3 separate regions of the Homo sapiens genome follow, and regions 2 and 3 are each linked to region 1. Evidence: chromatin contacts called from ENCODE Hi-C or POLR2A ChIA-PET data. All regions are on one chromosome and are shown on one strand. The core of a region is the stretch at or near the end of the contact, and the rest is flanking DNA. Distances in the headings are between cores, read along the strand shown. Region 1 overlaps ZBTB20 (zinc finger and BTB domain containing 20). Region 2 overlaps ZBTB20 (zinc finger and BTB domain containing 20). Region 3 overlaps ZBTB20 (zinc finger and BTB domain containing 20).

Region 1 (2,838 bases), core at 85-2,584:
GATAACAAACAAATAACAAAAAGAAAGAAAAAACCTTACCTCTCTTGCTTGTCCTAACTGAACACTCACAATGCATTAGGCATTGAACTGAACGTGGAGGAGATATGATTCCTGCTTTCTGAGACTTTGCAATTCCAAGTACCATGATTGATAAGGTACAATATAAATAGTGGGCTTCTAGGACAATGCCCTGTGGTTAAAAGTAATTAAGTTATATGGTGCCAGCAGACTACAGGATACTTGTGATCCACATATGCAGGTGGATTGTGTGCATCAGTCATGATATCTGTGGAATCTGAGAGACGGGAAAGGCATACCTGTTTTAACTCCAGAATAATATAGAGAACTCAAATTCCTGCCCAGGCAAATAGGGATAAGTTGTAGACTGCAAATAGAAGATGGATTGTGGGGAGGAAAAAAAAATCTACTAGTTCCCGCTTCTTCCACTGTGTCCCCTCCAGGGGACACTCATAGGTCAGGGTCCTTCATGTGGTAGCTTTGAGTTCCCGACATTTTCAAAACTGTTCTAGGGAAAGGGTCGGGCATGTATATGAAGACTATTTTCTTGTGAGCACAATGGGAGAATATTTGAAACTGGGACTCTTGTGAAAAATCAGAAAGGTTGCCAGTGTACCTGGGCCTTCCTATTGTCTTGAAGTACTGTGGTGGACTTTGTCATGCTTAAAGGAGGTGTGATTGGGGGTAGGGAATTGCTTGACTGAGAATTAAAGAGTGAGAGCTCCTGTCCAGTTGCTTAAACTGAAAAGGATTTCTGACACATATTTGGTTAGCAAAAATGACTGTGAGTTAGTGGGACAATTGTAGCACTGATGTAAAAATTCCAAATAGTCCTTCCGAATAGATATACACACATTTAGAAAATGCATTATAAATGACATATAGCAAAAATGTAAACAAGCCATTTAATAACATTTTAATGCTTGATTCTGATCTCTTAATTAAAATGTGCATAAAAGAAAACAATGGTGGAACATCTGTGTGTGTTATTGGGATAGCAGGATTTATGCTGCACCCTGGGCTTTTTGTTCGCTTTTCAGTGTGTGTGAATGTGGGTGGGTTTCCTCTTTGAGCCACAGTTACCCATTTGACCCCCACAGGGTCTATATTCCCACCCACCTTCTCTTGGCTGTAGTTGCACCCCCTTTTTTTCCCCTCTTACTTAAAATACTGTATGGTTTGTTCTTTGCTTAAATTAAACTACTCTCGTCATTTGATCTGAAAGCCACTCTTCACCCCACCCCTCTAACCTGAAACCGTGACCTAACCCTGACTCACCCTTGTTATCTCAGCAGATGTACACAGCATTACCTAATGTTTTGGCCTCAGTGAATAATCTCAAAGAGCTTTGGGGAAAGTGTGGCCTTTTGTATCTGTGACCTTGCAGCAGTTATTCCTTAGCTGGACACTGTGGGATTTAGATGTTAAAAACAGACTTTCTACTAACCCCTGCTGGTGATTTCTTTATTATTATTACTGATTTGGAGGATGTATCTCTGAACCCCATTTTGCCCAACTGTTAAATGAGAGTGCCAGCAATCACAAAAAGTCAAGGGTTATTAAGTGCTTTAAAATCGTCCACTGAAAATGTTACACTGTGATATGCTTTTATTTCCACTTTTACATGGAACACATGTGATCACCAAAAAGTTTGTCTTTGATTAAAAAAGCATAAAAAGTACCTCACATCTTCTGTTACTCCCAGCAGATTTATGTATCATTAATACAAGAGAAAGTCACACACAAATAGACTTCTTAAATATACAATAATTAATATTTAATGCCCCCTTTTATGAGGGGGTCTTTGTGCTGGGATGTCTCTAATCTTCACAACGTTCCTGCAAAATAGGTGGTTTTATTCTTTATTCCACAGGTGATGAAAATGAGGTTTCAGAATCATTTAAGTGATGTGCCTACAGCTTTATTGTTAATAAATGGAAAACCTGGGATTCAAACTCAAGTCTGTCTCTCTCTCTCTCTCTCTTTCTCTACATCATATTCTTCCTATAATATCATGACCTATATGGGAGTATGGTAGCTCCCATTTCCTATAGACCGTGGCTAGATGGTGTTATGAAAGAGTTAAGTAAAATGTGCCATTTGTGACAAATGTCTGAAAGTTGTTTTTATAACTAGGATTTAATTCACAAATGAAGAGTAATTATCAATATGGCACAGATGAAGAGCTGCATGTATGGATCAGTATAATTTCTGTTCTTTGGCTTATGGATGCAGTATGCCCCAGGGAGTTTCACAAATCCACATGACATCTCCCAGTGCTGGGTTCTGGGTTAGCTGGCCAAAGTGTAAAATTCCTCCGTGTTCGGATGGCTCACAACTGGTTACTATCTGAAGAGATTTGTATAAAACTACCTACCATACGTAGACTTAGTTTCTTTTCTGAATTTGTCTCTAACACTTGAGTGGGGAAAAAAATACCAAATTTTGATACTGGGTTTGTTGTTTTTAATGGGTGTTTGTTTTTGGAAGTGTTGTGCCAAGAGAGGAAGAAGAAGTGGGTGTGGGTCTTTCTTCCTTTTGCTATTTTCCCTTTGCCTTCTTGTGGTCTTATTTCCAATCTGATTCTATATTATCAGTTTGCCATAATCCTTTGCAAAAGACATAAAATGTTCATAGACTGGAAGTTATTAAGGCTTTAAATCACATCACACTATCATTGGAGTAATTTTGGGGGGGAATTTTGCATATTTCAGTTCTCTAGTATAGGGCATGTGCTGCATACTAGGGATGTAACTTATACCTGCTCTACTTCCCTTTATTTTTTTTCCTCAGGCTGAGAGAACCTTTAAACTTGTTATG
Region 2 (2,852 bases), core at 75-2,574, 260 kb after region 1:
TGTAGCTTTCTCTTCAACTGTCTGAGACATTTCCTTCAACAACCAATGACTTTCTACTTCCAAGGGATGGTTCATATAGCAAAACATCCATTTTTATTTTATATTGCAACATGGAAAGCTTTGAAATTGGAGGGGCAAAGGAAAGGGGCTCAGGGTATCCGAGAAATATCCCAAATGGCATTAGGCTCAAAGCTGTTTTTCATGGTTGCTCAGGTCTATAACTTTCCTGTTCCCTCCAGAGCCTCTAAGTGGTTGAAAGTAGTGAATGGGATAACTATAGGGTACACACTATGATCTAACTGATTCAGTAGATGGAGCTCTTCTCCTTAAGTCTGTATTTAAATTAACGTCCCACTCTAGTTTGTGGGGCTCTCTCTTTTAAGGTGTGTCATACTACACACATAAAATTGAGGCCTGCATAGCTAGAGAAGAGATTTCCTGGCGCTTTTCAAGAGACATGAAGCATTTGTTCTGAAATGCAAACAGTGCAGGGGAGCACTAGGGTGGGGTGGGAAGGGAAATGGAGTTTACCTATCTAAATTTCTCTCTGTGTTTGTTGATATTCTTAAGTGTGAAATTAAATCCTAGCAGTTATTGTGGAATACACTTATTCATTAGCTAATTTGTAAATGTAGAAAAATATATTGCACATGCAGGATTTTGGTGATATTCATTGCAAATCTTCCAAGCTATCTGAACTGTGCAGATCTCCTTTCATTTAATTCTACAAAAGCATCTTAATACTGTAATGCAGTTGTTTCATCTAATTAGTCTAGAGTACCTGAATAAAATGTTACAAGTTCTGAATTGTGACAGCACAGTGGAGGGCAAAGTAGTGTGTTAGTAAGGTGCCTTTGTGGAAGCCAAAATATTTTCAGCAATAACTGAAAATAGATTTCCAGTATCTGTTTTAATGGGGGAAGAGCTACTTGTTTATTTCTTTTTAAATTAATTGAAATGAATAATTGCCACAGAATTTTTGTCAGTGTTACATTGTTTTCAGTACCAATAGAATAAGTTTGATCATGTCTCTTCCTGGTACCAAGTGGAGAAATATATGTACACTGTATGTAATAAATTATCTTCCTTAGTGGAATGTCTTCTCACAGATTGGAGATATTACTGAATATCTCTTGTTAAATCTTGATAAGATCATTTGGCCAAAGTAGAACTGGTCTTGGCTTTAGTACCAAAAGAAATAGCATTTTTAAAAGACTTGGATTTCCTTTGCATACCACGTGTCTGAGTTTGATACAGTCCAGGAAAATAGAGAGGATGAGATGAAATTATTCCTAAGCAGCCGCCGTAGGCCAAACACTGAAACAGTGCCAACCTGGACCAATCAGGCCGGCTTCTCAGAAGATACATGCTTTTGTCAAACACTTACATGAAGAAAGAGAGAGAGGAAGTTCGTGAAACTGTATTTGTATGAATATTCTTCACTGATTTCAATAAAGTCCAGGGTAATAAATTCGATGATTTTTATTCTTTTGTAAAGCAGAAAATCTGAGTTTTTCTGGGCAGCTAAGGTTCTCTAAATGTTGTACTGTGACATCTTTTAAACAAAACTATCCTTTCGAATTTAAGCAGTGCAAAACTTCTCACAAAGAGCAAAGAGTAAAATTGATGGAAACTCAGAATCAATTCCAAACCCATTTCTGGCATGATGAGAATAACATTTGTGCTGTGTTTAAAGTAGTTTAAAACAAGAAAATGATAAAATGATCAATATACTTAAAGCCAAAAATAACCAGGAGAGAACAATCTGTAATCCATTCTCAGTCTGAAACCCCACACTACTTATTTATTGAACATGAAAATAAACAACTATATATTTTATAAGGTGGCCCTGCAAACCTTATAACATATAAACAGTAATGATGAGATGCCAGGCTTTCAACCCTTTATTTAAGCTATGTGTTTAGAATTTAGTCAGGCAAAAACTCCTGGACTTAAACTATTATACATTTATTTGTTTCTACATACCATGACCATAAAAAGAACAAACGTTAAGGAATATATAGATTGTCGCAGTGAACTACATTGCCACCTTACAGTTTATGTACTCTGTTTGTTTTAAAAAGAAAAAAAGGTTTTAACTACAGCAAAAGAATATTTTAAGTTAGAAAGTCAGTTAATTGATCAATATAGAACAGATTTAATATTTCTTTAAAAATACCTTGACTCCTGACTAATTTATTAAATTCAACACATACATAAATGTAAACCATATATATTTTATACTTATTGCTTTAATGGATTGCTTTAAAAGACTAACTTGACACTAATAAATTTTGAACCTGTGGATTCAAGGTCAGTGAATGCTGCTGTCCAAGTTTACAAAAATCTCTCTAGACTTAAGATTTTGCTCTAATAAATAATTTTCTTACCAATTTTTCAGAGGCACTTAACTGGATATATATTTATCGATCAGATAAAATAAAATTGTCCATCTAGATTTTTAAAATTCCAGCTGAAGAACTTAAAATAACAACAAATTGCATAGGCACACAATTTCATTGCACTGAGGTGCTGTAGGAATGATGATAATTCTAATGAGCACTGTGACGAATGCAACTACAATGAAACATGTTTGATTACATCAGTAAGAGTGAACTCAGTGGGCAAGGTCAGAAGGGTGAGACATAGAAGTCATGACTGAGTGGGGGCTAATGATTAAAGTTATGGGAGCTATTTAAAGCCCTATAGCTGGGTGCAAAATTAACAGATGTGGAAAATAAGAGTCAATCAATTCTAAATATGGACAGTACTTTTTCCTATAGGTTATAATTAACTGTAGAATTTACTATTGCAAGGATTTATAACAACATCATAAGCTTTGGTTGTCCAGT
Region 3 (2,700 bases), core at 89-2,588, 330 kb after region 1:
AATTCTGTACCACACATAGTCTTCTACAAATAAAATAAATGCTTTTTCTGGTCATGTCCACATAATGATAGAAAAAGACACAAATCCAAGGGAATTGGAGAAATGTTCAGGAACTATTACTAATAAACCAGTTTGGCTGTGGTCTAGGGTCTGTGTAGTATAAGCTAAGTATTTGTTAATTTCATATCAGTTGCATTGTCCTGGGGAGAGGAGACCTGAGCTGACTGATAGCTGTGCTGTTTTACTTCCTATTCCTGACCCCATATAACAATTAGTAACAATTACTTTCTAATTCCCTTCACCCTTCTCTTCCTCATGTCCCAAACACACAATCACACCCTAAACTCCAGGACGATGCACCAAATCAAAAATCTTAGGCGTAGGATGAGTAAAGAGTTGGAGTAGAAAAATCTCTGCATGACACCTTCCCTCTTTAGCTACTAGAATCTAAGCTCTTCTTTTCACTTTTCACTTGCTACTCTAACAGAAACCTCCCATCACTACCCCCTCATCCGTACAGGCTGCAAATTTAAATTGTGATTTGAAATTTTATTTAAAATAAAATCTTAATAAGAGCAGGAAAGTTGAATGTTCCTTAATGTAGTCCATGAGTAGAAATTTAAAGTTGGAAGGAACCTTTAAGGCCTTCTAATCCAAGCCCTTTATTTTACAGATGAGGAAACTGAAGCCCAGAGAGGTGAAGTGAGGTGCCCAAGGCCACACAGCAAGTTAGAGGCACAGCTAGTACGGTAGCTCAAGTCTCCTGACTCCCAGTCCAGTGCTCCTCCCATTACTCCACGAGTCCTGTCTCTAAGCTTCCTGACAAATGCTAGAACGGTAAAACTTCCACTAGTATTTTTCCAGACCATGTTAAAACTCCTAAGGGGGGAAGAGGGATGCTTTCTTGGATAATGTCAGCCATACGTAGCTCAAGCTGTCTAAAGTTCTGGGACAGGGTCTTTTTATGCAGCCAACAGAGTCCAAATGTGGTGCTGTTTGCTTGGCCCATATGCTTTCATGTGTTCCCAGTTAGGCCATTACTGGAGGGAAAAAAAACAAGAATCAGCTTGTTTTAAAACAAGGGACATACTGGACTCCCTCCCATCCCCCTTCAGAAAAAAAAAATCAAGTTATCTTTAACAGATTCTAAAAATGCCTTTTCCCAAATATGCAGTCAGTTCCTTCAAAGGGCCCTTTGTTTATTTTCAGGAAGAAACCCAAGACAGCTGAAAACCAGAAGGCATCTGAGGAGAATGAGATTACTCAGCCGGGTGGATCCAGCGCCAAGCCGGGCCTTCCCTGCCTGAACTTTGAAGCTGTTTTGTCTCCAGACCCAGCCCTCATCCACTCAACACATTCACTGACAAACTCTCACGCTCACACCGGGTCATCTGATTGTGAGTACACCACTAAGGTGATGGTGTCTTTGCAGTGCTTGGAGTAGTGCTTCTACCCTGGGTTCTGGCTTTTCTACTTTCAGAGCGAGCTCTTTGCATTTGGTCTTCTAAAGCAGCCAAAAGTAATGTGCCACCATTTTCATTCAGCCAATATCTATAAGTTTGCAAAGCTAGAGTGTATTTAAAAGCCAGGTGACATGCCATTTGGCCTTAAAGGGCTGATTAATTACATAAAACACGTTCTTTTCATAACACTAACCCAGAAAATGAAGTTTTGTTGCTGGTATCCATTTATTCTTGATCTGGATAATGGCACTTCCACAATTACTAAATTGAACAACCAAATGTGGACCTCAGAAGGCCAGTTAGACACAAGGAAACATCCATTTTGAAATTACATAACACAAGTCAGATTTGCATTAGTTATTGGAGTCTCATGTAGCTTGGCTGAATTTCTGTCTTTCCAGTTTTTAATTTATTTTGAAGTGGTTAAAGGATAGCATAAATTTACAGAAGAAAAGAGAATGGCTTCCAAGAATTCAGAAGCCACCCAGACTTCACACAGCCAATGAGAATCCAGGTTAAAAATATTTTTTAATTAAAAAAACTGCCTAAGGGCTAAATTTGGAAATGGGCAGCTTAATGAGATCGTCGCTATTGAAATCACTTCTTTGCTGTTTATTTTTGCCATCTTCCCACTAATCTGGGAGTCACTTCTTCTAATTCTATTTTAAGCAAGTTGATAAATCACGTTTAGGAGATTTTTTTCTTTTTCTGAAATGTAACCCAATACTTCAGAGAAAAAGAAACATGTGTGTTGACAATGGAAAGGAATGAAATAACTTTGGAGTCGAATCCAAAAGAATATTCCTTTTAGTCTTAACATACCCAACAACTCTTCTGAACTGATCTCCATAAAGGATGTCTGGTAACATGCAAATAACTGGCATATTCTTCTTTAAAATGAGTAACATAAGACCTGCAAAGTTTTATTTCAAAAATAAAATTTTGTCCACAAAGACAAAAATTATTAGGAAATGAGATTCTAAATCTTTTATTGTTATTTTTCTGACAGAACAAATGTAAAATTCTGCAAAGAAGGCAAGAGACAATGGTCCAGGAGATTCCATTCTCTACTTGCTTCATCATGATAGTCTCTAAAGAGAGGGAAATGAGCTGGCGGCAGGATTGGGGTGAAGAGAGCTTGTTCTATTTAAGGTTGGGCTAAGACCATATTCTAGCCGTCACTAGAAAATGAAAAGGGAAGTAACGTGAGACAAATCTCTGTGGCCTATGTGATTTG

What was found. Hi-C counts contacts between places; a loop is a spot of excess contacts on that map. ChIA-PET counts read pairs that join two places held with the same protein, here RNA polymerase II (POLR2A). Pooled maps may share reads with other maps.
Region 2: a loop to region 1 is called in a map of mammary epithelial cell, with 3 times the contacts of the local background. The contact joins two enhancer-like sites. A Hi-C loop is called at or near these places in 1 of 168 maps with a recorded cell type or tissue (mammary epithelial cell). POLR2A ChIA-PET finds 5 or more read pairs at or near these places in 3 of 52 experiments (HEK293, PC-3 and activated B cell).
Region 3: a pooled map shows a loop between it and region 1 (2.1-fold over the local background). The contact joins two enhancer-like sites. A Hi-C loop is called at or near these places in 2 of 168 maps with a recorded cell type or tissue (GM12878 and mammary epithelial cell) and 4 of 50 pooled maps.

Annotation. Positions count from the first base shown.
Region 1 is chr3:114,705,252-114,708,089 of GRCh38, reverse strand. The region is part of intron 5 of ZBTB20 (zinc finger and BTB domain containing 20); the gene reads left to right. Among named protein-coding and RNA genes, the nearest start is that of MIR4796, 37 kb to the left of the region's middle. Within about 2 kb of position 1,334, at least 5 of the 41 ENCODE cell types and tissues checked have a DNase peak (open chromatin) inside an H3K27ac peak, as active enhancers do; they include mammary epithelial cell, where a contact is called at or near this core.
Region 2 is chr3:114,445,188-114,448,039 of GRCh38, reverse strand. The region is part of intron 7 of ZBTB20 (zinc finger and BTB domain containing 20); the gene reads left to right. Among named protein-coding and RNA genes, the nearest start is that of ZBTB20-AS5, 7.0 kb to the left of the region's middle. Within about 2 kb of position 1,324, at least 8 of the 41 ENCODE cell types and tissues checked have a DNase peak (open chromatin) inside an H3K27ac peak, as active enhancers do; they include mammary epithelial cell, where a contact is called at or near this core.
Region 3 is chr3:114,378,914-114,381,613 of GRCh38, reverse strand. It overlaps ZBTB20 (zinc finger and BTB domain containing 20), which reads left to right. Exons shown (of 12, transcript NM_001348800.3): 9 at 674-837; 10 at 1,210-1,397. The coding sequence starts at 827. All of the region lies in intron 7 of ZBTB20-AS1 (ZBTB20 antisense RNA 1), which reads right to left. Among named protein-coding and RNA genes, the nearest start is that of ZBTB20-AS1, 28 kb to the right of the region's middle. Within about 2 kb of position 1,338, at least 19 of the 41 ENCODE cell types and tissues checked have a DNase peak (open chromatin) inside an H3K27ac peak, as active enhancers do; they include mammary epithelial cell, where a contact is called at or near this core.